Linked DNA regions of Homo sapiens: all the other regions are linked to region 4. The links are chromatin loops, found by intact Hi-C in ENCODE. Cell type or tissue: mammary epithelial cell. All regions are shown on one strand.

Evidence for each region. Peaks named below come from ENCODE experiments on the same cell type or tissue, not always from the same donor. Only the 100,000 strongest peaks of a DNase experiment are listed, where the experiment ranks them.
Region 1: it touches region 4 in a loop (6-fold over the local background); 16 of 110 quality-filtered maps call a loop at or near these places.
Region 2: it touches region 4 in a loop (6-fold over the local background); 107 of 110 quality-filtered maps call a loop at or near these places.
Region 3: a loop joins it to region 4, with 32 times the contacts of the local background. A loop is called at or near these places in 3 of 110 quality-filtered maps.
Region 5: it touches region 4 in a loop (18-fold over the local background); 2 of 110 quality-filtered maps call a loop at or near these places.
Region 6: a loop joins it to region 4, with 11 times the contacts of the local background. A loop is called at or near these places in 47 of 110 quality-filtered maps.

The regions. Positions count from the first base shown.
Region 1 is chr20:41,691,456-41,695,455 of GRCh38, reverse strand. It overlaps LOC124904905 (a long non-coding RNA gene), which reads left to right and starts at 1,281. Exons shown (of 2, transcript XR_007067588.1): 1 at 1,281-2,120; 2 at 2,388-2,921. RefSeq lists enhancers at 1,457-1,696, 1,917-2,136, 2,277-2,486. In mammary epithelial cell, a CTCF peak has its summit at 2,133; a DNase peak (open chromatin) is centred at 1,905; H3K4me3 peaks cover 1,311 bases; H3K27ac peaks cover 472 bases.
Region 2 is chr20:41,176,190-41,180,189 of GRCh38, reverse strand. PLCG1 (phospholipase C gamma 1) reads right to left here. Exons shown (of 32, transcript NM_002660.3): 32 at 2,564-4,000. It overlaps ZHX3 (zinc fingers and homeoboxes 3), which reads left to right. Exons shown (of 4, transcript NM_001384317.1): 4 at 1-1,735. Among named protein-coding and RNA genes, the nearest start is that of MIR6871, 9.2 kb to the right of the region's middle. In mammary epithelial cell, no CTCF peak of the experiment used is centred here; a DNase peak (open chromatin) is centred at 2,359; H3K27ac peaks cover 2,929 bases.
Region 3 is chr20:41,732,605-41,736,604 of GRCh38, reverse strand. No RefSeq gene overlaps it. Among named protein-coding and RNA genes, the nearest start is that of CHD6, 120 kb to the right of the region's middle. In mammary epithelial cell, a CTCF peak has its summit at 1,995 (motif pointing left); no DNase peak of the experiment used is centred here.
Region 4 is chr20:41,337,796-41,341,795 of GRCh38, reverse strand. LPIN3 (lipin 3) reads right to left here and starts at 975. Exons shown (of 20, transcript NM_022896.3): 1 at 794-975. RefSeq lists a silencer at 994-1,153 and an enhancer at 1,314-1,363. In mammary epithelial cell, CTCF peaks have their summits at 960 and 1,614 (motif pointing right); DNase peaks (open chromatin) are centred at 1,035 and 1,625; H3K4me3 peaks cover 1,299 bases; H3K27ac peaks cover 1,331 bases.
Region 5 is chr20:43,186,099-43,190,098 of GRCh38, reverse strand. PTPRT (protein tyrosine phosphatase receptor type T) reads left to right here and starts at 193. Exons shown (of 31, transcript NM_007050.6): 1 at 193-453. The coding sequence starts at 366. It overlaps PTPRT-DT (PTPRT divergent transcript), which reads right to left and starts at 34. Exons shown (of 3, transcript NR_186414.1): 1 at 1-34. In mammary epithelial cell, a CTCF peak has its summit at 2,166 (motif pointing right); no DNase peak of the experiment used is centred here; H3K27me3 peaks cover 1,580 bases.
Region 6 is chr20:40,966,779-40,970,778 of GRCh38, reverse strand. No RefSeq gene overlaps it. Among named protein-coding and RNA genes, the nearest start is that of TOP1, 60 kb to the left of the region's middle. In mammary epithelial cell, CTCF peaks have their summits at 402 (motif pointing left) and 1,877 (motif pointing left); no DNase peak of the experiment used is centred here; H3K4me3 peaks cover 267 bases.

The sequences.
Region 1 (4,000 bases), 350 kb before region 4:
AAAATATTCCTATACTGCCAGTGTGGATATGGTTTAGAAGAGGCAAGACTAGGCTGGGTGCAGTGGCTCACACCTGTAATCCCAGCACTTTGGGAGGCCCGGCGGGTGGATCACCTGAGGTCAAGAGTTTGAGACCAGCCTGACCAACATGGAGAAACCCCGTCTCTACTAAAAATACAAAATTAGCCGGACGTGGTGGCGCATGCCTATAATCCCAGCTACTCATGAGGCTGAGGCAGGAGAATCGCTTGAACCTGGGAGGTGGAGGTTGCGGTGAGCCAAGATTGTGCCACTACACTCCAGCCTGGGCAACAAGAGTGAAACTCTGTCTCAAAAAAAAGAAAAGAAAAGAAGAGGCAAGACTGGTAAAAGGAAAGCCAGTCTCAATTTGTTCCACTCTCCCCTACTTCACTGTGTTCCAATCACAAGGGACTTCTCTGAGTTCCTTGAATTGCAAAACACCAAGCTCTTCCCCGCTCAGAGCCTTTGCACTTGCTGATCCCTCTGCCTGGACTACTCTTCTCTTGGCTGTTACACAGCTTCCTTCTTCTCAGCCTTCTTCAAGCATTTCAGACCAAACATTTCTTTCTTTCCCTAATCAATCTAATGTATCAATTTTCCTCCATTATTCTCTCTTGTAGCATCCTGGGGGTGGGGGTGTTCTATTTATCGCAATTTGACATTTTATTCTTATTTGTATTATGTGATCAGTAACTGTCTTCCCCATTAGGCTGTAAACACCATGAAGGTAAGGTTGTGTCTGCCCCTGTTCAACACCATGTCCCAGCACTCAACACACTGCCTGGCACGGTGCTAACACTCAATAAACACCGGATTTATGAGACTGTGAGTACAGCCGAGATGATCATGGCTTAACCAAGTAAGTAGCAGCAAACCTGGGAAAAAGAAACTAATGCTACACGAAGTAAACAGGATAGGTCTTGAGGCAGAATATGGCCTGGAGGCAGGGAACTTAAGGACTTGCTAGAATTAAATCAAATGAAACACTTCAGCTATGATAAGACACATCCTTTTTATTTATTTATTTATTATTTATTTGAGTCTTGTTCTGTCGCCCAGGCTGGAGTGCAACGGCGCGATCTCGGCTCACTGTGACCTCTGCCCGGTTCAAGTGATTCTCCTGCCTCAGCCACCAGGGGATTACAGGCGCATGCCACCACGCCCAGCTAATTTATTTTTATTTTTATTTTTAGTAGAGATGGGGTTTCACCATGCTGACCAGGCTGGTCTCGAATTCCTGACCTCAGGTGATCCGCCCGCCTTGGCCTCCCAAAGTGCTGGGATTACAGGTGTAAGCCACAACTCCCCGCCGAAATATCCTCTTTATTTACATAGGGCATACAATGCCTTTGTAACTTTTAACCTATTCATTTACATAAGGCATACACCAACTAACCAATGGAAACCTCTAGAGGGTATTTAACCCCCAGAAAATTCTATAACAGCGCTCGTGAGCCCCCATGCTCAGCCTGCTCCCACCCTGTGAAATGTACTTTCGTTTTCAATAAATCTCTGCTTTTGTTACTTCATTATTCCCTTGCTTTGTTTGTGCCGTTTTGTCCAATTATTTGTTCAAGACACCAAGAACCTGAACACCCTCCACTGGTAACAGTTTGAGACAAGTATCAGAATCAGTTCCACCTGTACCAAGTTCTAACGGCACTTCTAGCTGTATAGCCTGGGCAGGTCAACCACCTTTTATCCACCATGCTCTCCGTATTCCCCTCGTAAAATGATAACGACACCCTTGCAGCTTGGCTCAGCGAATGTCCTCAAACGCACAAACAACGCTAGGGCTAAATGAGCACACCCGGTAGAGCAGCAGCCGCTCCTCGAGGGCGGAAGTCACAGCCTGATCTAAGTACGGTGGGTAAAATGGATCCCCCATATGCGCAGCGCCATGGTCCTTTGTAACCTCATAAAGTGTCCGATGAGCAGCAGGGGCTGGAGGATAATTTAGGGCCAATATCATTTGTTTCTTTTACATTATTTCGCCATTTCTCAGAATTCTAAAATTTGTTTAATTGAAATATCAGCTTGAGGGATGCTGAAAACTGTACAGAGTAAAAGAAGAATCTCTGCTGAGGGATAACCAAGAGGTAGAGATGGGAAAACGTTCATGCGCAGCACCCCCTGACGGAAGGGAGGAGCTGGTGTGGAAGATCCGCGCAGCCCCGCCTCTTTCGCGGTGGTTCCAGTCCCACTTGGGACCCCCACGCCCCGGGAGTGCTAGCGGGACTCGGAGACCTTCACGTTACTACATTGCCCAGGGGACCCCGAGGCGGGCCTGGTTCTCCTCACAAAGGGAGGGGCCGAGCCGTGACTCGCTTCCTCGCCTCGAAATGCGGGTTGTTTTAATCGAGCAGGTTTCGCCCTTCCCCATCAGCCTGTGAAGCTCCCAAAAACGTCCGGCCAACGGCACCAGTCCCATCTAATCAGCCAGGAGGAAGTAGGCGCCGCAAAGCCCCCTGCGAAATGTAGTTTCCAGGAAGACTTCTGGGAAACAGAGTCCGAGGCAGGCGACAGAGCGCTCTTGCAGCCAAATAGAGCCGGGCTAGGGGCGCGTCACGTGACCTGTGCAGCCAACTGTTCCGAGACGTGGCCTTTGCCTGAGCTGCTGTTAGGAGAGGTGCTCAGGTCTGGGGAGTAGCTCCTACCATCGCCTGGACTCGACTTCTGGACTGGCCTCCAAAAGTCGACACAGCCCCTGCGTCTTTCCTATTCCCCAAACCGGCGCTGACCTCATATTTGCATACACTGAAACTTGTGGCTCTCCTTGACTTGGGTTGGTAGGCTCTATAGGACCTCACCATGTTCTCTTACCCATGGTTTCTGCAGCAGCCAAAATGATCCATTCCATGTGCTTTAGAGCCTTAGGGAATAAACCATTAATCAAGTCATTTGATTGCCTCATCTTTGAGGACATTTTTCACTACCTGTTCACACTCCTTGTGCTCACCCATGACTGTCCCTCAGAAACTTAAGTCCTGGGACCCTTCTGCATTCTATTAGTCTTCTCCTAGTTTCATTTCTTCTCCTAGCCAACTTAGATCCTAAGAATCCTCTCCTGCCTTATTTCCTTCTGTAACAACCTCAAATCCTGAATTAATACAGTTGTCTAATTTTGGGTCTACTAGGTGCAACTGGAGGGGAGGAATACATCTCCTAAGCTCACAGGTTGGTGCCACTAAAATCAAGGTTTCAGACTTCAACTAAGCCCTAAATACAACCAGCTGGTTGCAGCACTGTGGGGAAGGAGGCTAACCAATAGAGGAAAGGGATTCGCTGCCAAGAGTCCTGGTGGAAATACAAGGCTTTGGAAGGACTATCTTTATTGCCTCCCACCTCACCCCTACACTTCATGTTTGTACTAGAATGGCATGAGAATGAAATGTAGAACTGATGCAGGCAAACCCAAAAACTGGGGCTCAGCTTGGGAGGGTTCTTGGCTTCAACCAGGAAAGAATTCAAGAGTGAGCCAACAGTAAAAGAAAGCAAGTTTATTTGAGCAACATGTACAGGAAAATGGCTGCTCCGTAGACAGAGCAGAGCTATCCCATAGGCAGAGTGGCACTCATGGACTAGCTATCTTTATATTCACTCTTAGTTATATGCTTAATAAGGAACAGGTTATTCACAAACTTTCTAGAAAAGGGGCAGGGAGCTCCTGGAACCATATAAAGTAACTTCAAGATGTTGCCATGGAATTTGTAAAGTGTCATGCACTTGTGGGAGTGTCTTTGTGCGAATGTAGTAAAACTCCTAGTCCTAGCTGGTTTGGGCTGGTTTATTTGCTACATCCTGTCCTGATCAGCAGGGTTATGACCAGTGCTCAGAAAACAAGCCCTGCTGATCTGCTACCTCATTACCCTTTCAGAGATTATATACTCCTCTTTAATCGTAAAGTGTTGTAGAAGGATGGAGGTCCATCCTCTGTCACTGCCTCCTACTGATTTTGTGGGCATAGTGTCCTCCTCTT
Region 2 (4,000 bases), 160 kb after region 4:
GCCGCTCTGGTGGGGACTCTAGGCACCTTCCCTGCTGTCCACTTGGATAGGCGGTGAGCCCCAGGGTACTGAGAGGAGCCTGAGCATTTACCTGCCATTAGTGCCTCTTCCTTCAGGAGACTGGCTTGAAACGTGTGTTCATGTGCGCGTGCACACACACACATGAGCACCTGTATGTGTTAATGAATAGTTTTTCTTGGTTAATGCTTTTTAACTTCTGTTCCTTTCCGTAAGTGGATGATTCAAAATTAACGTGACTTGGCTGGGCGCAGTGGCTCACACCTGTAATCCCAGCACTTTGGGAGGCCAAGGGAGGCGGATCACCTGAGGTCAGGAGTTCGAGACCAGCCTGATCGGCATGGTGAAACCCCGTTTCTACTAAAAATACAAAAATTAGCCGGGCGTGGTGGTGCGCGCCTGTAATCCCAGCTACTCAGGAGGCTGAGGAAGGAGAATCACTTGAACCCGGGAGGTGGAGGTTGCAGTGAGCTGAGATCGTGCCACTGCACTCCAGCCTGGGCGACAGAGCGAAACTCCGTCTCAAAAAAAAAAAAAAAACTTAATGTGACTGGAGTTAAAAGTGAAATGTCAGGTTGTTTAGTCACTGAATAGAGAGCTACAAGTGCTTGGTCTTTCCCAAGAATCAAACCTGAGTAGAAATACATTTAAAAGAAAAATCTACATGGTACCTATGAATCCTGTAATTTGTTTAGGGAGATCTTGTCACTCATCCCTGGTTCCTGCCCATACTGTTTGGTCTCGTTCTTGCAGTTTGCTTGGAACAGGGCCAGAGCCCCACATGAGATTGTCAGCAGGAGTGAGGAGCGCCAGTCCCTACTCCTCAGCAGGGACCCAGCACAGCAATCCGGTTGTTCTCGGTTAGACTGGGTCGGGGCCAGGGGAGAAGCAGTCACCCCTGTGTAGAGGGTTCCCGCTGTGCTTCTGAGCAGTTGCTTTGTTCAGAAGTGTTAGGAGGGTCAGATTGTGCCATAATTGTTATTAAAGAGAAAACACGCCCACCTTCCTTTCTCCCCTGCTGGCCATTGTTCATTGAGTTTTACTGAGGGCAGCCTTTGTGGAAGTCAGGGAGGTTGCCAAAGGCCTGTAGATGCCTCCTGACAAGGTCTTGATTCCTGGTTTTCTAGCACCCATTTGCATTTTGGTCTTCAGCACAAAGCCTTGTTCCCTGTGGCCGGACTTCTGGGCAATAAGACTGGGGAGTGACTGTTGAGCAGTCTGCTGTCAGGAGAGATGGCTGAAAAGGTGATCATCTTGGTGCTAAACAAGTAAGAGGCAACTGCCCTGTTTTTGTTTGTTTTGAGGCACAATGAAACTTTAGCCAAACTCTGCAAGAGGGTCCCATCTCCTGCCATGGCCAGGTGTGAGAGACCAAACCGAGAAAACAGCATACTCTATCACTTAAGCCTTGGGTAGAATGGGAATTCTTTACCCTGGGTAAACGTTTTAACAAAAAAATGGAACTTAACTTCGGTTTGGACTGTGGTCGTGCTGAGGCAGGAGTGGGGTTGCCCTCTTGGGGCTGAATCTCCAGGCCTCACGAGGTCCCCTGTGGGGATGCTGCTATTTCTAAGATGCAAATTGCACATTTCCTAGATTTTGTATCTGTGGATTTGGATAAGGGAGGGGAACACGGACAAATTGCTTGTACAATTTGAAATGGGCCTCAATGGTACTTCAAACCTTTTGATTATTCCTAAATAAAAACATAAATATATTTCACATCTGCTGACTTATTTTGTGGGGGAGTCAGGAAAAAAGCCAAAAACATTTCACTTGTTCTTGCCCACTTCTGTGGATCTTAAACTCCAGTGGATGAGTGGGGCAGTTTCCCTCAGCTCACCAGAGAAGTTCCAACTCACTGTCTTCTGCATTGCTGAGATCACCACACTGGCTTCTACATGAGAAAACTATGATATTTTAGAAATTATGCTAAATAGACAAAGGCAAACAGTCAAACCTGGTATCATCTGGTGAGAGGACACTGGCAAGTTCTTTTCTGTTTCCTGTGAGAGTGCTGAAAAGCATAGCCTGTCATTTGCTGGGGCGGTGTCGGGGGTTAGGGAATATGCATAAGGACCCAGGGGCTTTCTGGAGGAAAAAGACTAAAGCCCCAGCTTCTAAGACCCAAAGCATTTGAATTTTGTTGGGGTGGCCCTGAAGGCCTGGGACAGAAGGAAAAAGGGTCCTTTGAAATGAAATCACCTACAGTGGAGCCAGGCAGTGATTCTGGACACCAGAATAGGAGTCCAGCTTATGTCATGGGGAAGCAGCTGTGTGTGTTGAATCCCAAAAACCAGGTCCTTGGAAACTAGACCAAACTGGCATGCAACTGGCAAAGCCAATCAGCTGAATGCTGTAGTGGGTAGACTCAGGCAGTGACTCACTTGGGATACTATGGGTGGAATTCGCAGGAGCGGCCAGCCAGGGGGGTTGCTGTGGGGTTCCTCCAGGCAGGGAACAGAATGCCTAGATTAACCCCTAAGCACAAGTCCCCTGGGAATTACTAAAGTACCCAGAGAAGACAGGAGTTGCAGTCTGAGACTGTGCTTGATCCATTTAATTAAAATGTGAAGAAGGCATGATCCTTTCATTCACCGAGTTAGTCTGGTGGGATAACCTGAACCTATTTGCTTTCTACCCACCCTCAACAGAACTCACATGGTGAGTGATGGGCTCAAGTTGAAAGACAAGTGAGTGTCTAGGTCCTTAGTGATGTTCAAGCTCTCAGGTGATGTTCAAGATGTGCTTGGTCAGGAGGCAGACCCCTGCCTTTTCTGCTCATGGCCACAGATACTCAACTGAGGTCAGAAACTGCTCCTGCCATCTTCCCGCAGGGCAGTCTTTAGTCCTGTGGCGGGGGCAGAATGCCCCTGACCTTGTAGGCTCTACTTTGTATGTGTACATGTCTGCTGAGCCAAAGCTGTTGAAAGTGAAAGGTCTGTCACTTTGAACCCAGTCTACTTGTCCCTGGTCTGTCAGCCAGAAGGTTCTACTGGTGATGGCAGGAGAACAAGGAGCCTGCAAGGGAGCCCATCTACCTTCTGGTACCACTGACTTCCCTCTCCCGGCCCTGCCTGCTCTTTTGGTTTGTGCTGCCAAAATCAGGGTTTTTCAACCCTTGTTACTCATTTAAATCACCTTGAGAGGTTTTGAACAATACCTATGCTAAGGCCCCGGGTACCAGTATTTTTCAGAAGCTCCCCAAGTGGTGCTAATGTGCTGTTAGGGTTGAGACTCCACAGGTCATAACCCTGAGCTGTCGCACTGTAGGGACACGGCCTGCATGCATGGGATGGGGCAAACAACTCCTGATGCCAAAGCATTCGGCCCCAAGTAAGGGTCTTCCCCACCAACAAACACTCTGCCTTCTGGGTCAATCAACATTTGTCAGGTCTGGAGGAATCTTGAAGTGAAAATGATCTTTAAATTTGCTTGAGAGTTGGCACGTTTTCCACTAGGAAGAACAATCAAAACATTTGCAGTGAGGCAAAGGCAATGTCTTACAGAGCCCAAGAGAGGTGAGCCTCAGGTCTACAAAGCTGCCTTAAGAAAGGCAGAGCTGTCTGTTCCCCAGGTTGTGTTCCAGAAAGACACTTGTTCAGCAAATAGAGATACGTATTGATGAAAACTAAAAGGGTCAACACTAACAAACACGCCAAGGACGTCCTAACCAACGTGGATGGGCCCTAACAGAAGGGCCTACACAGTCCTCTTCCTTCTCTGATAGGAAACCTTTCTCTCCAGGCCATAAAAACCTAGAGAGGAAACATGGATCATGAGGGCCCAGGTGAATTCCCACCCACCACCTTCTTGTGTATGGGAAAAAGCCACCCTCCTCTCTATGAACTGGGACTGTGAAGCTGTAAAAGAAAGTCACACAAGAACCTGAGCACTATCGCTGTTTGATACTGGCTATCATCAGTTCATGTCATCCACGGAACCGGATCTATCTTAAATTTTTTGTGTGGCGTCATTTTTG
Region 3 (4,000 bases), 390 kb before region 4:
CCCACCTCCTACAAGTAACCATGGCTAATGGTTTGGTTTTTTTTTTTATATTTATAGTAACAATAAAAATACATACATATATGTATATGTCTTATATGCATATACATAAATGGAATCCTACTATGTCTCTATATAGTTCTATAACATGCTATATTCACTCAACAATCTTTCCATATATATCTGCCTTATTCTTTTCCATGGCTATCAGATATTTCACTAGAATGACATATAATTTTTATTTAATCAATCCCAGATTTATCTCCAATTGTTCCCTATAATAAATGATACTTCTGGTTTTTTTTAAAAAAGTTATATATGTATATATGTTGCATATATGTGCGAATGTAGATATTTCTATAGGATAGAGTCTTAAAGGAAGAGTGGTAGAGTCAAAATAAAGAAAAATTTAAATTTTGAACAGTGAATGAAAGTGTCCATTTCCCCATATCCTGAGAAATAGTATTATCAGCATTTTTTAATTTTTTCAGTAGAGTGGGCAAAGCATGAGTTCTTGATTCTTTCACCTATCCGAATGTCTCTCCAAGGCCTCTGCCCCTACTACAAAAGAACAGTGGGAACTTTAAGTGAATTTCAGTCTATTTGATAGCCAAGTTACTTAAGCTCTCTGGTAGCAGCCGGTCTCCAGGATAGCCCCCAAAGATCCTTGTCTACCAATCTGCACACCCTTCTGGAGTCCCATCCCACCCTGCATCATGGTTGGTCTGCACGACCAATAGAATATGACAGAAGTGATGATGTGTAGTTTCTGAGGCTAGTTCATAAAAAGGCATGTGTCTTCGCCTTCTCCCTTGGATCACTAGCCCTTGTAAAAGCCAACCGCCATGCTAAACTGACACTCAGGCCTCCTGTGGAGGCCTCACCAGTACTGCATGATGCAGAACTGAGGCCTCCTTCCAACAGCCATGTGAGTGTGTCATCTTGAAAGCAGAGTATCCAGCCCCAGTCAAGCCTTCAGATGACTGCAGCCCAAACCAACATCTTGAGTGCAACCTCGAGATACCTAAAATTAGCACCACCCAGCTAGGCCACTCCCAGATTCCTGACACTCAGAAACTACATGCTTATTATTTCAAGCGACTAAGTTTTGAAGTAATTTGTTATACAGCAATAGATAACAAATACACTCTCTGAGCCACACTTTCCACTGTAAGGTAGAAATAATAATTAGAATGTCCACTTCACAGAGAGACAGTAGACGAAGCCCCTGCCACCTGCATGGCCCATGGGCATTAGTCTTTCCCCCTCTCTCCTTGAGAGCCTTGTGACACACTAGCAGGCCTGTCTACACAGAGAGGAGTGTTTTCAGTTGTAATGTCTTTGACCTTTTCATTGAAAATACGTGTCAAATCCACTTCTAATTCATTTACAGACACATTATTCTGGGAATGAAGCAGGGAGTGAACTTTGTTGCAATGTGTTCCCTGCCCTTTTATGTGATGAAATTATCAAGACCAGACCATTGCTCTAGTCTTCCAAGAGTTGCCAAACTCTAGGTGATCGGGGGTGGCCGCTTGGGACCCTGACCAGGGACGAGCCACTGTGGAGGGCCAAGGACAGAGAATCTGGCCAGTACAGGAAGCTACAATTTTGTTTCCAAGCAGTGTGGACACACATATCCAAAAAAATAAATTACTTGGCCCTTCTCCACTAATAGATGTTCCCCATGGATGGACTGAGCCCAGTGGTGGCGACAGTGAGCAGAGGGAAGCCAGGAGCCATGAAATCCAAAAGGGTAATGGAACCCCAGCATTCAGCCCAGTGAATCTTGAGGCCAGTCCCTGAGCTGGGAACATAGGACCAACTGACTACTCCTGTTCCATGCAGCAGCCCACACGCTGCGAGGCCAGGCCAGCTTGGGGCTTTTTCTCTGGAGCATCCATGGAAGCCCAGGCACAGCTCCTGCTTGGGGAGCACAGGTCAAATTCCACCCAGACTGTAACCGGCACTGTTCTCCATGCTTCCATCTAGTGGTCACAGTCAGCAATTGCAGGCTTCCCACAGGACAGCCACCTTCAATGGGATAGGGATGTCTCTCCCTCCGTCTGTGTTAGCAACTATTTTTCCCCTCCCAAATGAGTGGCCAGGCTCTTTCCTTTAGCCCTCCATTCCCAAGAGCTTGAGCAAATTTCCAGGGAAGGAGTCTTAGTTCAGGATGATATAACAAAGTACCATAGGCCAGGTGTGGTGGTTCACGCCTGTAATCCCAGCACTTTAGGAGGCCAAAGCAGGCAGATCACCTCAGGTCAGGAGTTCAAGACCATCCTGGCCAACATGGTGAAAACCCGTCTCTACTAAAAATACAAAAATTAGTCGGGTGTGGTGGCACACACCTGTAGTCCCAGCTACACGGGAAGCTGAGGCAGGAGAATCGCTTGAACCTGGAAGGTGGAGGCTGAAATGAGCCAAGATCATGCCACTGCACTCCAGCCTGGGCAACAGAGTGAGACTACATCTCAAAAAAGAAAAAAAAAAAGTACCAAGTACCATAGACTTCGTGATTTATAAACAAGAAAGATTTATTTCTCAGAGTTCTAGAAGCCAGAAGGTGTTTGAATTCTGACTGTATCACACTTATCTCAGTGACCGTGGGCCCCAGTTTTCCCCTCTATTAAATGGGTATGTAAACCTTGCTCCACTGGTTGTAGGAAGGAGTAAATGAAGCTGGGGATGTGGACACTGTGGACATCCCATAAATGTGGCCTGCCTTCCTCCAATCAGCATTTTTAAGCAATGCAAATTTGTCATCACCAGCAGAGGAAAGGAACTTTCTATTTCCTTCTTTAGAAGAAAAATAAATCATAATTGCTTATATATGTCACCCTTTCAGAGGCCCATTTAATTCAATCTGCCTTTAGCAAGCACTTACATGGCCTTAGGTCCCATGGAAGAGGCAGAGGTGAGGAAGGTGTGGCTCCTACCACCGAGGAGCTCACAGCCCATCAGGGAGACAGAAGAAACTTCCACAATCCAAACGGGTGGGGGTAACAATAATAGGTAACATATAGAGCATTTACTTTATTCCAGGATATAATCCTGAAAACAGTCCTTTGAGGTAGGTACTGATAAAAGAAAACCTTCAGCCAAATTAAATTTAAAGGAACTTCACTGAGCAACAAATGATTCGCAAATCAGGCAGCCCCCAGATTCACAGCAGATTCACAGAGACTCCAGTGCAGCCACATGGTGGAAGAAGATTTATAGACAAAAAAAAGGGAAATGACGTACAGAAATCGGCAGTGAGGCACAGAAACAGCTGGATGGGTTCCAGGTTGGCGTTTGCCTCATTTGAACACAGTTTGAAAACTTAGCCCTCTGAGTGGTTGAAGCACGGCCCTGGGATTGGCCAAGACTCAGTTATTGTTACAGGCACATGCTCCTAAGTTAGGTTCTCAATCTTGTCTGACTAAGCTAGGCTACAGTTCATCCACAAGGACTCAAATAGAGAAGCACGGAGTCCTTCTCAGACCATATTTAGTTTGCTTCAACAGTACTATTATGATTCTCTCCACTTTACATATGGGAAAGCTAAAAAATCGATTTAAGAAATGTGCCAAATTCACACAGTTAAGAAATAGCAGGACTGGAGTTTGAACCCAGGTAGGGAAGAATTACAGTCCATGCACTTGGCCATTACACTATATAGTCACTTCAGCCTTGGTCAGCCGTATGTCTTTCCTTCAACACACAATGGCCTTCCGCACCTCTGAGCATCCATTCACACTGTTCCTTCTGCCTGAAAGTTTCCCACCCCTGTCATCTGTCAAAATGTTTCAATTTTTAAAACTCAACTCAAATATTTCCTCATGTGTGAATCTTTCCCAAATCCCCCATCTGAGCCCCATGACACCAGGCACACACCTGTCTTGGGGCACTGATGACACAGTCTTATAAGGTTAGGTCTTTGGACCCCTAAGAAGACTGGGCACACCTGAAGACAGGACCCATCTCTTACTCAACGCTGGGCCCAGTCCAGTGAATG
Region 4 (4,000 bases):
CCGTGTTAGGATGGTCTCGATCTCCTGACCTCATGATCCACCCGCCTCAGTCTCCAAAGTGCTGGGATTACAGGCGTGAGCCACCGCGCCCAGCGGAGTTTGGACTTCTTAACTTGGCACTCAAGGCCATGCACAATGGTGGCACCACTATTTGCAAAACGAGCATGTGCACTCCACGTAGGCCTCACACCCCACCTTGGGGATGTTCACAGGCCTTCCAGGCTAGACTACAACTCTAGCACAGGGAAGCCAGAGCAAGCTGCCCTAGGACTAGGCTCTCAGCCCTCGGGGCTCCCAGGTTTGGGTGGATGAAGGGTGTGGCTCTCCACCGAGGACCAGAGGGAGCAGGAGAGTAAGCACTCCTAGTGCCCCAGTAGAGAGAAAGCGCCACCCCAGCCCCCAGCAGCTACAGCATCTGATCTGCCCAGTCTCAGGGCAAGCAGGGCAAGGGCCAGTCACTGTTTTGCAACTGAGGACACTGGGTACCAGAGAAAGTGGCTGTCCTCCTCAAGGTCACACAGTCAGGCTGGGGTAAAGCTGGGCCAGCCTCCCCTGGGAGGTTTCGACGTCTCCTCTCCAGACTCTACGTTCTGGGTGTCCAGGGGGCCTGCAGCCGCTGGGCCAGGGAAAAAGGGACAAAATGAGGCCAGTCCCTCCACCCCTGCGTCCCCATCTTACAGCTAGGGGTGGACCCAGGCCCGCGGACAGGAAGGAAGGAATGTAGGATGGCAGGACAGATGGGCAGGGCGGGAGGGGAGAGGGTCATCTCTTCTCCCCCCGAGTTGGGCCCTACCTGGGGAGCTGCCCACTGGAGCTCCTGGACTCAGAGCCGCCGCCTCTACCTACGTGCACAGGCTCCACAGGTGAGTGTCTTCGGCCCTCAGTCACTTGGCGCTTCCGGGTCCTCTAAGACAGGGTGAGAGCACGGCTCCACTCCTTCTACGATCCTAGTGCGGCCTCCACAGGCCCCAATCTGCCCAGGCTCCACTCCCTGGAAAGACCCCGCCCCTGCTCCGATCCCCGCCCAGGGCGCCCTTTGGCCTCGGAGGCGGGGGCGGGGCCAGACTTCATGCCCCGCCCACCAGACCCCGCCCCAAGTCCCTGTGCCACCGCCTGCCCCACCTCCAGAAAAGTGTGGATTTCGGAACGGGGCGGACCTAGCTCCTCCCAGATTTGCTTCCAGCTTGCTGTGTGATCTTGGGTGAATTCCTTCCTCAATTTGATCCCATTTCCTGTTTTGTCAAGGGGGAAAGCCGCCTTGCAGGATTTTAGAGATGACATGAAATGACTTTGCGCGGCTCCTGGCGCTCAAACGTCCCCTCCTGGGGGCAGCTTTTCCTGAACCCACCCGTATCTCCCAGACTGGACAGGCCCCTCGCGTCATCTGTTCGCATAGCCCACAGTTGTAATTTCATATTTGCTTGAATGACTACTTGATTAATGTATATCTCTTCATTTAAATTTGAACTCTGAGAGCAGGTCACGTACATCCTTACACTCCAGCGCTTATCAGTACCTCGCCTGACAAACAGCAGGCGCTCCATAAATGCCCGCACCTTCATTCCATCCCTGGGACGTTCTGGTCGAGCGGCAGCGGGCTCAATACTGACACTGGCCAGCAGGGGGCAGGCGGTGATCAGCCTTCTGGCCCAGCCGCGCTCCCTCCCTGTCTGCAGGCACTGCGGGAGGGGACAGGTGAGCCCAGGTGCGCCGAGGCACGCGGAAGGTGCATTTACTCTCGTGCCTTGGGCAAGGCCCGGGCCGGGAACGGCTTTTTCCTCTTGGATCTGTGGCTCGCGGCTTTCCTGGACCAAAGACCTTTCCGACGCCCTATGGCCCCTGCAAAGAAGCTGCCCTGAGAAGGGCCTGGAGATGAAGTAATTTGTTCTAAAAGAGAGAGGGCACCGAGGAAAGGCTTGGCGGAGCAGCAACGGCGACGAGCCAGGCTTAGAAACGACTGGGCGGTGAGGAGGAGAGGTAGCTGCCATTATTCTGACTCAGGGTGACAGAACCTGTTTGGAAGTGACTGGCCTCAGTTGTCCTCATTTTGGCAGAAGTCATTTAGTATCAGTCCTGATCCCAGGTAGTGTCTGGCTGCTATCTCAGAAGAGCCCTGTTGGGAGCAGAGCTATGTCAAGGTGGCCAGGAGGGCAGCGTCATACATACCATTTTCTGTAACATCAGGAAATCCCTGAAGGGAGCCCGAGAAGGAAGGAAGGAGAGGTCACAGGTTGGGGCTACAGATGCCGAAATCAATTTACCTCTTTGAGCCTCAATTTCATCGGCAAAGGTGGTGATAAAAGCTACCTTGCAGGATTCTATTGTGAGGATTTACAGGATGAATTAAATAAGTGGTTCTCAACCTTGACTGTGTGTTAGAATCACTGTGCCCTAGACGAATACTGATGCCCCGGATACTGGGAGTTTAAAAACCTCTCCAGTTGGTTGTAATGTACAAACAAGGCTGAGAACTGCTGATCCAAATTAAATGCAGAGCACAGCGCCAGGGCACACACTAGGCATTCAGGAATGTTTATCACATATTTATTTTTATTTAAAAAATTTTTGTGTCACACATTTTTAAAGATGGAGCACAAATTGTTTTCATTGTTCATTGTTAGAGGAAAAAAAGTTGATATAAAGGTTGTTGCAGAAATTGCATTTGCGGCTGGGGTGAGGTGGCTTACGCCTGCAATCCCAGCACTTTGGGAGGCAGAGGTGGGCGGATCGTCTGAGGTCAGGAGTTGGAGACCAGCCTGGCCAACACGGTGAAACCCCATCTCTGTTTTTTTGTTTTTGTTTTTGTTTTGAGATGAAGTCTCGCTCTGTCACTCAGGCTGGAGTGCAGTGGCACCATCTCTGCTCACTGCAAGCTCCACTTTCCGGGTTCACGCCATTCTCCTGCCTCAGCCTCCTGAGTAGCTGGGACTACAGGGGCCCATCCCCATGCCCAGCTAATTTTTTGTATTTTTAGTAGAGACAGGGTTTCACTGTGTTAGCCAGGATGGTCTCGATCTCCTGACCTCGTGATCCACCCACCTCAGCCTCCCAAAGTGTTGGGATTACAGGCGTTAGCCACTGCGCTCGGTCCCCCGTCTCTATTAAAAATACAAAAAAAAAAAAAATTAGCCAGGCATGGTGGTGCACAGCTGTAGTCTCAGCTACTCAGGAGGCTGAGGCAGGAGAATCACTTGAACCGAGGAGGTGGAGGTTGCAGTGAGCTGAGATGGCGCCTCTGTACTCCACCCTGGGTGACAGAGCAAGACATTGTCTCAAAAAAAAAAAAAAAGAAAAAGAAAAATTGCATTTCTGACAGGCTCGTTTCTGGAACTCTCAATCATCTGGGATTTGGTGATGAGGGTAGGAGAAGAAAGGCAGATAGAACAGCCTCTGCTAGTATGACTTGTTCTAACACTGAATGGAACTGAATAAGGCAGAGACTGTCCCACTCTAGCTTGTGGTTGACATCACCATCTCCAGGGCTTTCTCTGAGGGTGCAAGCAGCATGGACACTTGTGTTTGCCCATTTCTGGGGTTGAAGGTGGAGGCCATTTTTTCCTCTGCTTGGGTATACTCATCGGATGAGCCTATATCACTGGCAGCTGTTTGTTTCTTCATTAATCCAAGAATGCAGGTGGTACTTCCTTCTTTACAGAATTTGGTAGCTTATGTGTTTTATTGTTTTTTTGTTTTGTTTTAGACAGGGTCTGGCTCTGTCACCCAGGATGGAGTGCAGTGGCACAATCACAGCTCACTGCACCCTTGACCTCCTGGGCTCAAGCAATTCTCCTACTTCAGCCTCTCGAGGAGCTGGGACCACAGGCATGCATGATCACACCTGGCTTTTTTTTTTTTTTTTTTTTTTTTTTAGAGACAGAGTCTCGCTCTGTTGCCCAGGCTGGAGTGTAGTGGCACAATCTCGGCTTATTGCAACCTCCGCCTCCCAGGTTCAAGCGATTATTTGCTTCAGCCTCATGAGTAGCTGGGATTACAGGTGCCT
Region 5 (4,000 bases), 1.8 Mb before region 4:
CGGGGGAGCCCGCGTGTGCCAGCCGCGGGCGTGTGCCAGGCGCGGGCGTGCGCGTGAGGGTGTGTGCACGGCCGAGGCGGAGCGCCCGGGCGGGCGGCGGCGGCGGCGGCGGCGGCAACGGCGGCGGCGTTAGGACTCGGGGGACACCGCCCCCCGCCCCCCGCGTCCCGCCCCCGCCCAGCCTCCCGCCTCAGTTCGCGCCGCGCCTCGGCTTGGAACGCAGGAGCGCCGGCTCCGGGAGCCCGAGCGGAGCCAGCCGCGCGCACAGCCAGCGGCCGCGCCGGCGATGCGGGGCCACCCCGCGCCCGCCCCAGTCCCGGCCCCGGCCCCCGCGGGAAGGGGCTGAGCTGCCCGCCGCCGCCCGGATGGCGAGCCTCGCCGCGCTCGCCCTCAGCCTGCTCCTGAGGCTGCAGCTGCCGCCACTGCCCGGCGCCCGGGCTCAGAGCGCCGCAGGTGAGTGCGCCCGCCCGGCTCCCCTGGGCTCCCCGCTCCCTCCTGGATGCGCGCGGGCCCCCAGCCGCGGGGCCCTCGGAGGAGAAAGTTGTGTGGGCTCGCGGGGGCGCGGGTCCCCATGGCCGGAACCCGGGTCTCAGCTTGCAGGCGCGGGAAGCAGTGTCCCCGCGCGCCCCGGCCAGCGAGCCCGGCCCCTCGCGTCCCTCGGCAGCCCGCGTTTGGCGAAGTTCCCCGCTTCAGTTTCCTGCCGGCCCCCCGGGCTGGAGTAACTTTCCGCGGTTGTTGCGAATATTTCCACTTGCTGCCTCCCACTTGTCGGAATCTGCCACTTGAGTGTTTGGGGCGGCGAGACGAGGAGCGGCACCGACGCCCGGGGTGGAGCGTTCTCTCCCGGGCAGCTCCTCGGGCAGCGCGCGCTTTTAGTGGGGAGGACAGGTCCCCAGCAGGCCGAGGCTGCCGGGGCGGCGGCTTTTCTTTTTTCCTCGGAGATACAGGAAGCTCTCCATTTGCTCTGAACACGCTGCTCCCCTAAGCAGGCCGCTGTAGGCACCCGAGGGGATGTTTGCGTTGATGACCGAGAGCAATACCTCCGCCCTACCCGCTGGCTTTTCTCCGAGGTAGCTGGGCGCCCGTGTTAAGGCCCTTGGAGGGGAGTGGATTTGACCCGTGAGCGCGTCCGCTCCTGAAAAGTTCGGGGAACTCATATTTGGGTTTGGCCACGGGAAGGCGGTGAGCAGAGGTAGTTCCCCAGAGTAGGGGGAGCGGGGGCGGGGGGGTGGTGCCTGCCGTGCTCCTAAAGGCACGTTGGCGGGTGCTGGAGGGCACCACAGTCCAGGGTCTTACACATCACCAAGCCCCACCGCAGGCAGCTTCCACCCCCGAGCCCCCCCCCCCCCAAGAGTAGCGGCGGAGGGAAGAGAAGGGAGTGCTGCAGGTGTACTTCCAAGTTCAAAATCACCTTAAAGTTTCTTAGCACCGATTGCTTTTGGTGTAACCACGCCGGCCTGAGGTGGCTGGGATTGCGGGGACAGGCTGAGATCAGCCCGTGGGACGCAGGAACAGGCTGGTTTCGGATCGCTAAGCAACAGCTGTGCCCATTTATTATTTCACCGAAAGAAGGAAAGGAAGAAAGAAAGAGCAAAAGAACGAACCTGTGGGGAGGTACAGCGTCTTTGCACAAGCTGCGTCTGAGGTTAAGGGCCGCTGGAAGGACATTCCGTTGGAAATGCTTTAGAGCCTTCCTTGCTTGGTACTAAAATGGAAGCGGAATAGGCGACTTCTGTGAAGGGACAGCCTGTTTCCCTGGCTGGGAAGTTGGGTGACGAAGACACTCCTTTTGAGGTGTGTGAAGCTGAAAGGTTGGATTAGCAAGTGAGAGAAGAGGGACAGCTACAGCACCATTCTAAAGATGGTGCACAATTCTTGTTTTCCTCATTTTGGGGGGTGTGTTAGGTGTGCTAGGGGAGGGAGGGGTACTAGGGAGGATGCCCGGGGCAGTCCTGGGGATCCAGGCATGATTCGTGACTCAGATTTTATATCCTCTAAGGCATGACCGGCCAACCACACATTAATACCACTCACGTTCCCGCGGCAGAAACAGGATCAAAAATATTCCATCACGGGTCTCGAATCGTTCTTGGGTAGCAAGCGGTAAAACCCGTACCGGCTCGGGAAGCTGTCCAGTGCTGAACGCCGCCCGTTCCGGATGCTCCCGCCAGGTGGCGCTCGCCCACAACTATTAAAATGCAAATCTGGTTGCTTTCATATCAGGAATAGAACTTCTTTTCAATTTTTAAATGAGTAATGTGTTTATTCAGCAGCCTTTTGTTAAAACATTTAGAGAAGTGTGAGGAGCGAGCACCTTTTCTTTGTTTGCTCTTTAGAATGCAGGAGAAAGAAAAGAAATCCTGGAATATGGTTTGGGAAGAAATCTGTGGTTCTTTTGGGTCTACCTGGGCAGGGTGGTTTCTGCAAACCTGCGATATAGCATATATTTAGCAAGTGGGTGCCTTTGTGCCAGGGGCTCCTTAAACGAATGGGATTAGCTTGTATTGGAGAACTGGTGCATTCTAAGCCTCACACATTTGTAGAAATGGGGATTTTCTGTATATATCTGTCCTCTCCTTTCCAGTTTAACGGCAACTAGACCATCTAAATTAGATTTTTTTTCCCCAGGGTTCCTCATGAACATCTGTATTTGTCAAAACAAGAATACTGTAAATGTTGACTTAAAAATGGACTTATCTTATTTTATTCCTAAATTCAGAAATTGTTAGTATTTCAAATCTAGTATAAATATGACAATAACTTGATTTCCTTTAAAGTATTTTATTTAAAACTTTTGGCAAGTTTGGACAAATACATTTTAAAACTAAGTAGTGTGTTTTCCATGTTCTTTTGATCTGAAAATTCCCAATCTTGAAAGCAATTTCAATTTATAAGGTTACATCCATAACATAGTTGGGCTAATATGTTTTGCTGTAACATGTTGGTCTCAGTGTCCAAAAGTCGGGGCGGAAGCTTGTCATCAAAAGGCAATTTCCTTTTTCCTTACTCTAAGACATATTTCTTGAGCCACGACGGTTTTTGGAAGGAATGATAGTAAAAATCAAACAAACAAAAAACCTTTAGAAACAGCCTCTTAACAATGTGGCAAAACATGATTTGGGATGGGGGAAGAGAGAGACAGTTAAATGAATAAGGGGATAATGAATTCATTTACTAGTGGGTTTCAGAATCCACATATTGAGAGCAAAAATGTATCTTATAGGGGACTGACTTGCAATTGCAATTGTTAGCAATGTAGTCATTTAACTCAATAATCACCGTTGGATACCTCTGGGGAACTGTTAGCAGTACAGTCGAATTTTACTTTCTGTCATGGATTGCTTGATTTGTTTCCTAATAAAAGAACAATTAATGTGCAAACGTGGCTTAAATTCTGTTCCAGCAACAATCGCAAACACATAGTAAAAGCAGACCATATTCTTGGGTTACAACCGACTCTCTTTCTACTCAACTTAATTTCTTCTTGCTTGTACTCAGCACAGCTCTTGAAGGTGTCAGGCTGCCAGCTGAGATGGTATTCCATGTAGTCGTATAGCTGTCACCTTTCACAGCCACGATCAGAGGACATGACAGCATCACTCTTTCAAGCACAGGATACTCCCCTGACTCCGTGACAGTGTGTTGCTGTGGAAACAAGAGCAATGCTGTGTAGGCGGTGGTCCTTGATAAATATTTACTGATGATGGTGAAGAGATGGTAGAGTCTCACGGCAGCTATAATGGGGGGGCGAGGGTGGGCGCAGGGGAATTTAACTCAGGAGGCAGCCTGGTTTGGAGAAAAGAGTATGAGCTTTGGCATCTGAAGTCCTCAGTTTAAATCCCGCCTCTGCTTCTTTCTACCTATGCCGGCTTGGGCAAGTCATTTACCTTCTCAGCTCCCCAGCTTCTCATTTGTAAAGTGAGGATAATTATAGCTGTCTCGCTGGACTTTGTGGTAACCAAATAAGATGCAATATGCAGAGTGAATGGAAGAGTGCCTG
Region 6 (4,000 bases), 370 kb after region 4:
TAATACAGACAGGGTTTCACCACATTGGCCACGCTGGTCTTGAACTCCTGACCTCAAGTGATCTGCCTGCCTCGGCCTCTCAAAGTGTTGAGATTACAGGCATGAGCCACCACGCCTGGCCTTCTCCTTCCTTCCTTTTGATTGTCCAGATCCTGCTCCATTTTGATTCCATGCTCAGTGCTATGTGATCCTGTCCTGGAAGGGAAGCCAAGTGGGTCAGTGTTGAGGGTTCTCAAGGCTCTACCGCTGCAGTCCCTTAGTCCTTGCTGACTCTCACCTGCTCCCGGACTGGGCGAGACCCTCCCAGCTTCTGCTGCTGTCTCCAGTTGTCCCTCCTTGCTTCCTCGTGAATACCTGCTGGCTCTTTTGGGATTCTCCTGTTCTTAAGTCCATCAGAGGGCTCCTTGTTTCCCTCTGTTGGCTGCTGGATGGGGCACCAAGGGCCAGAATCTAAACCAAGGAAGCCTCCCTGGGGGAACGTAGGGGGACCTGATGACATGTAGGTGGCTATGGGAGGGCTGTGCTTCCCCGCTTGTGTTTTGGTGTTCATGGGGATACCTTATCATCTAATTTTAAGCGAACATTGTCTGTAGGTTTTGCTTTTGCTAATCTGACCTGCTTATTTTTATTTTTTATTTTTGAGACAGAGTCTCACTCTGTTGCCCAGGCTGGAGTGCAGTGGTGCGATCTCAGCTCACTGCAACCTCCACCTCCCGGGTTCAAGGGATTCTCCTGCCTCAGCCCCCCAAGTAGCTGGGATTACAGGCGTGCATCACCATTCCCAGTTAATTTTTGTATTTTTAGTAGAGATGGAGTTTCGCCATGTTGGCGAGGCTGGTCTCAAACTCCTAACCTCAGGTGATCTGCCTGCCTCGGCCTCCCAAAGTGCTGGGATCACAGGTGTGAGCCATTGCGCCTGACCTGACCTGCTTATTTTTATGTAGAAATTTGGAGGGGTTCAAAAACTGCGCTGGCATTGCTACCAACCATCTTCCCAGCCAGTTCAGTATTTTTGATGCCAGGTGCCATACTGGGCCACAAGGAAGAGGAGATGTAATGATAAATGTGTGTAAAAGCGTGTAAAGTGTCCGGTCATCCTAAGTGTCCTGTAACCCAGCTGATCCTGCCTTCCGCTGCCCTGCAGCTAAAAGCAGGCTGCCTGAGCCAGCAGTGGCAACCCACTCAGGTCCCCTTCCACACTGTGGAAGCTTTGTTTTTTCACTCTTTGCAATAAATCTTGCTGCTGCTCACTCTTTGGGTCCACACTGCCTTTATGAGCTGTAACACTCACCGCAAAGGTCTGCAGCTTCACTCCTGAAGCCAGTGAGACCACGAACCCACCGAGAGGAACGAACAACTCCAGACGTGCCGCCTTAAGAGCTGTAACACTCACCGCGAAGGTCTGCAGCTTCTTTCCTGAGCCAGCGAGACCACGAACCCACCAGAAGGAAGAAACTCCAAACACATCCGAACATCAGAAGGAACAAACTCCGGACACGCCGCCTTTAAGAACTGTAACACTCACCGCAAGGGTCCGCGGCTTCATTCTTGAAGTCAGTGAGACCAAGAACCCACCAATTCGGGACACACAGCCACGCCTGACCCTCTTCCTCAACTGCTGCCGGCTTGACCTCTGGTCTTTGTTCCTGGCTCAGGGGATGGGGCATGCAGTAGGGCACGTCCCCACACTTGCTGTCCTGAGGCTGGGGGACCCCCTGGCCTTTATGCCCTTGTCTTGCCTGCTGGAATGTTTCTGAAGATTTCCTTGTAGAGTGGGTTTTGAAGAAGAGAAAAGAAAGACCTTTGCTCGGCGGCCCGTAAAAGAGATGGTCCGGAGAGCAAGGCCCTGCTGTGAGCATGCCCCGCCATCTGCTGGCCATTTGCTTAATTGCAGCGAGGAGGGCCGTGGGGGCTCCATGCCTTCATACTCAACCAATGACTTGGGTTAATTCCTTTTTCCCTCTAGCTGAAAACGTTGTATTTATTAAATACACCGTTAAAGTAATGATAATAAAGGCAAGCAAATAAAAAGTTTTCCCACACGGCCTCACCCTCCAGACAAGCGCATCTTTTTTTTTTTCTTTCTCTTTAATCATAAATAAAAGTGTGGGCTGGCACAGTGGCTCACACCTGTGATCCCAGCACTTTGAGAGGCTAAGGCAGGAGGAGTGCTTGAGCCCAGGAATTCAAGACCAGTGTTGGCAACAAAGTGAGACCCTGTCTCTACAAAAAAATAAAAAAAAATTAGCCAGGTGTGGTGGTGTGTTCCTGTAGTCTCAGCTACTCAGGAGGCTGAGGTGAGAGGATTACTTGAGCCACAGAGGTTGAGGCCGCAGTGAGCTGTGATTGTACCACTGCACTCTAGCCTGGGGGTCAGAGTGCGACCCTGTCTCAAAAAATGAAATAAAATAAAATAAAATAAAATGTGTATTTACTGTATGGAGACTGGGCCCCTGTGTCCTTCCCTTCTGGCTCTGGAAAAGGGGAGAAAGAGCTCAGATTCTGTAGCCCCAAAATGTTGGCTTTAAATCTCACTTCAGTCACAAGCTGGGCGAGGTGGGCTGGTTAATTCACCTCTCCGTTTATGAATCTCTGTGAATCTCTGTGTGTTAGGCAGGATAACATCTCTCCCCGCTCACCACCACCAAAAAAAAAAAAAAAAAAAAAAAAAAAAAGATGTGTGTATCCTAATGTCTGGAATGTATGATTATCCCGGATTATGCAGGTAGGCCTAACCTAATCACAGGCATCCTTAAATACAGAGAACCTCTTCTGGCTTCAGTAAGAGAGATGTGACATTGCTGGCTTCGACGCTAGAGGAAGTGACTATGAGCCAAGAAACATGGGTGGTCTCTGGAAGCTGGAGAAAGGAAGGAGATAGATTTTCCTGAGAGCTCCCAGAAGGAACACAGCCCTGCTGACACCTTGATTTTAGCCCATAGGGCCTGGGTTGGACATCTGACCTCCAGTCAGAAAATAAACTTGTGTTGTTTTAGCCACTGTGTGTGTTAATTCGTTGTTGCAGAGATAGGAAATGAGTACACTGCATTATGTGGGCAATAATAGTACCTATTTCTCTCTCTCTCTCTCTTTTTTTTTTTTTCCTGAGACAGAGTCTCGCTCTTGTTGCCCAGGCTAGAGTGAAATGGCACGATCTTGGCTCACTGCAACCTCCACCTCCCGGGTTCAAGCGATTCTCCAGCCTCAGCCTCCAGAGTAGCTGGGATTACAGGCTTCCACCACCATGGCTGGCTAATTTTTGTATTTTTAGTAGAGACGGGGTTTCACCATGTTGGCCAGGCTGGTCTCGAACTCCTGACCTCAGGTGATCCACCCACTCAGCCTCCCAAAGTTCTGGGATTACAGGTGTGAGCCACTGCACCCAGCCTAATAGTACCTATTTCACGGGGTGGTGGGGAGAATGAAACTGGAAAACTGTGGGGGGTGCTTTGTAAATTGTAAAACATTTTATAAATGTCTTAAGGTCTCCTTTAGGAGGATGTCCCTTTATTATTTTACTTATTCCAGTTATTTTCTGAGCATCTACTGTGTGCCAGGCATTGCACTAGTTGCAAGGGGTTACAGGAGTGAACATAGTCCCTTCTTTCATGGGGCTTACAGGTCACGCGGGTAGCAGGACATTAAAAGGCCATGCAAGCATATGCATCACGGAATTATAATTGTGATGTGCGCAATGAAGGGATTGTCACAGGGAGCTGTGAGAGTGTGGAGCCAGGAACCTGCCAGACCTCAGGTTTCAGGCCCCAGGCTTTGGGCAGGGTCTCCAACCTCTCCAGGTCTCATTTTCCCACCTAGGCTGGTCCGCCCTGATCATGGATAGGGTGCCAAACCAGAACTCAGGCCACAAACAGCCTCCTAGGGGCCATCAGATGGGTCTATGCTCATCCAGAAATCTGGGGCCTTACAGGGAGACTCCTGTGCTGGTACATTGGGTGTTGGGGTGTGGAGTCCTTGTTTGAGTTCAGTGAGGTCAGAGCTG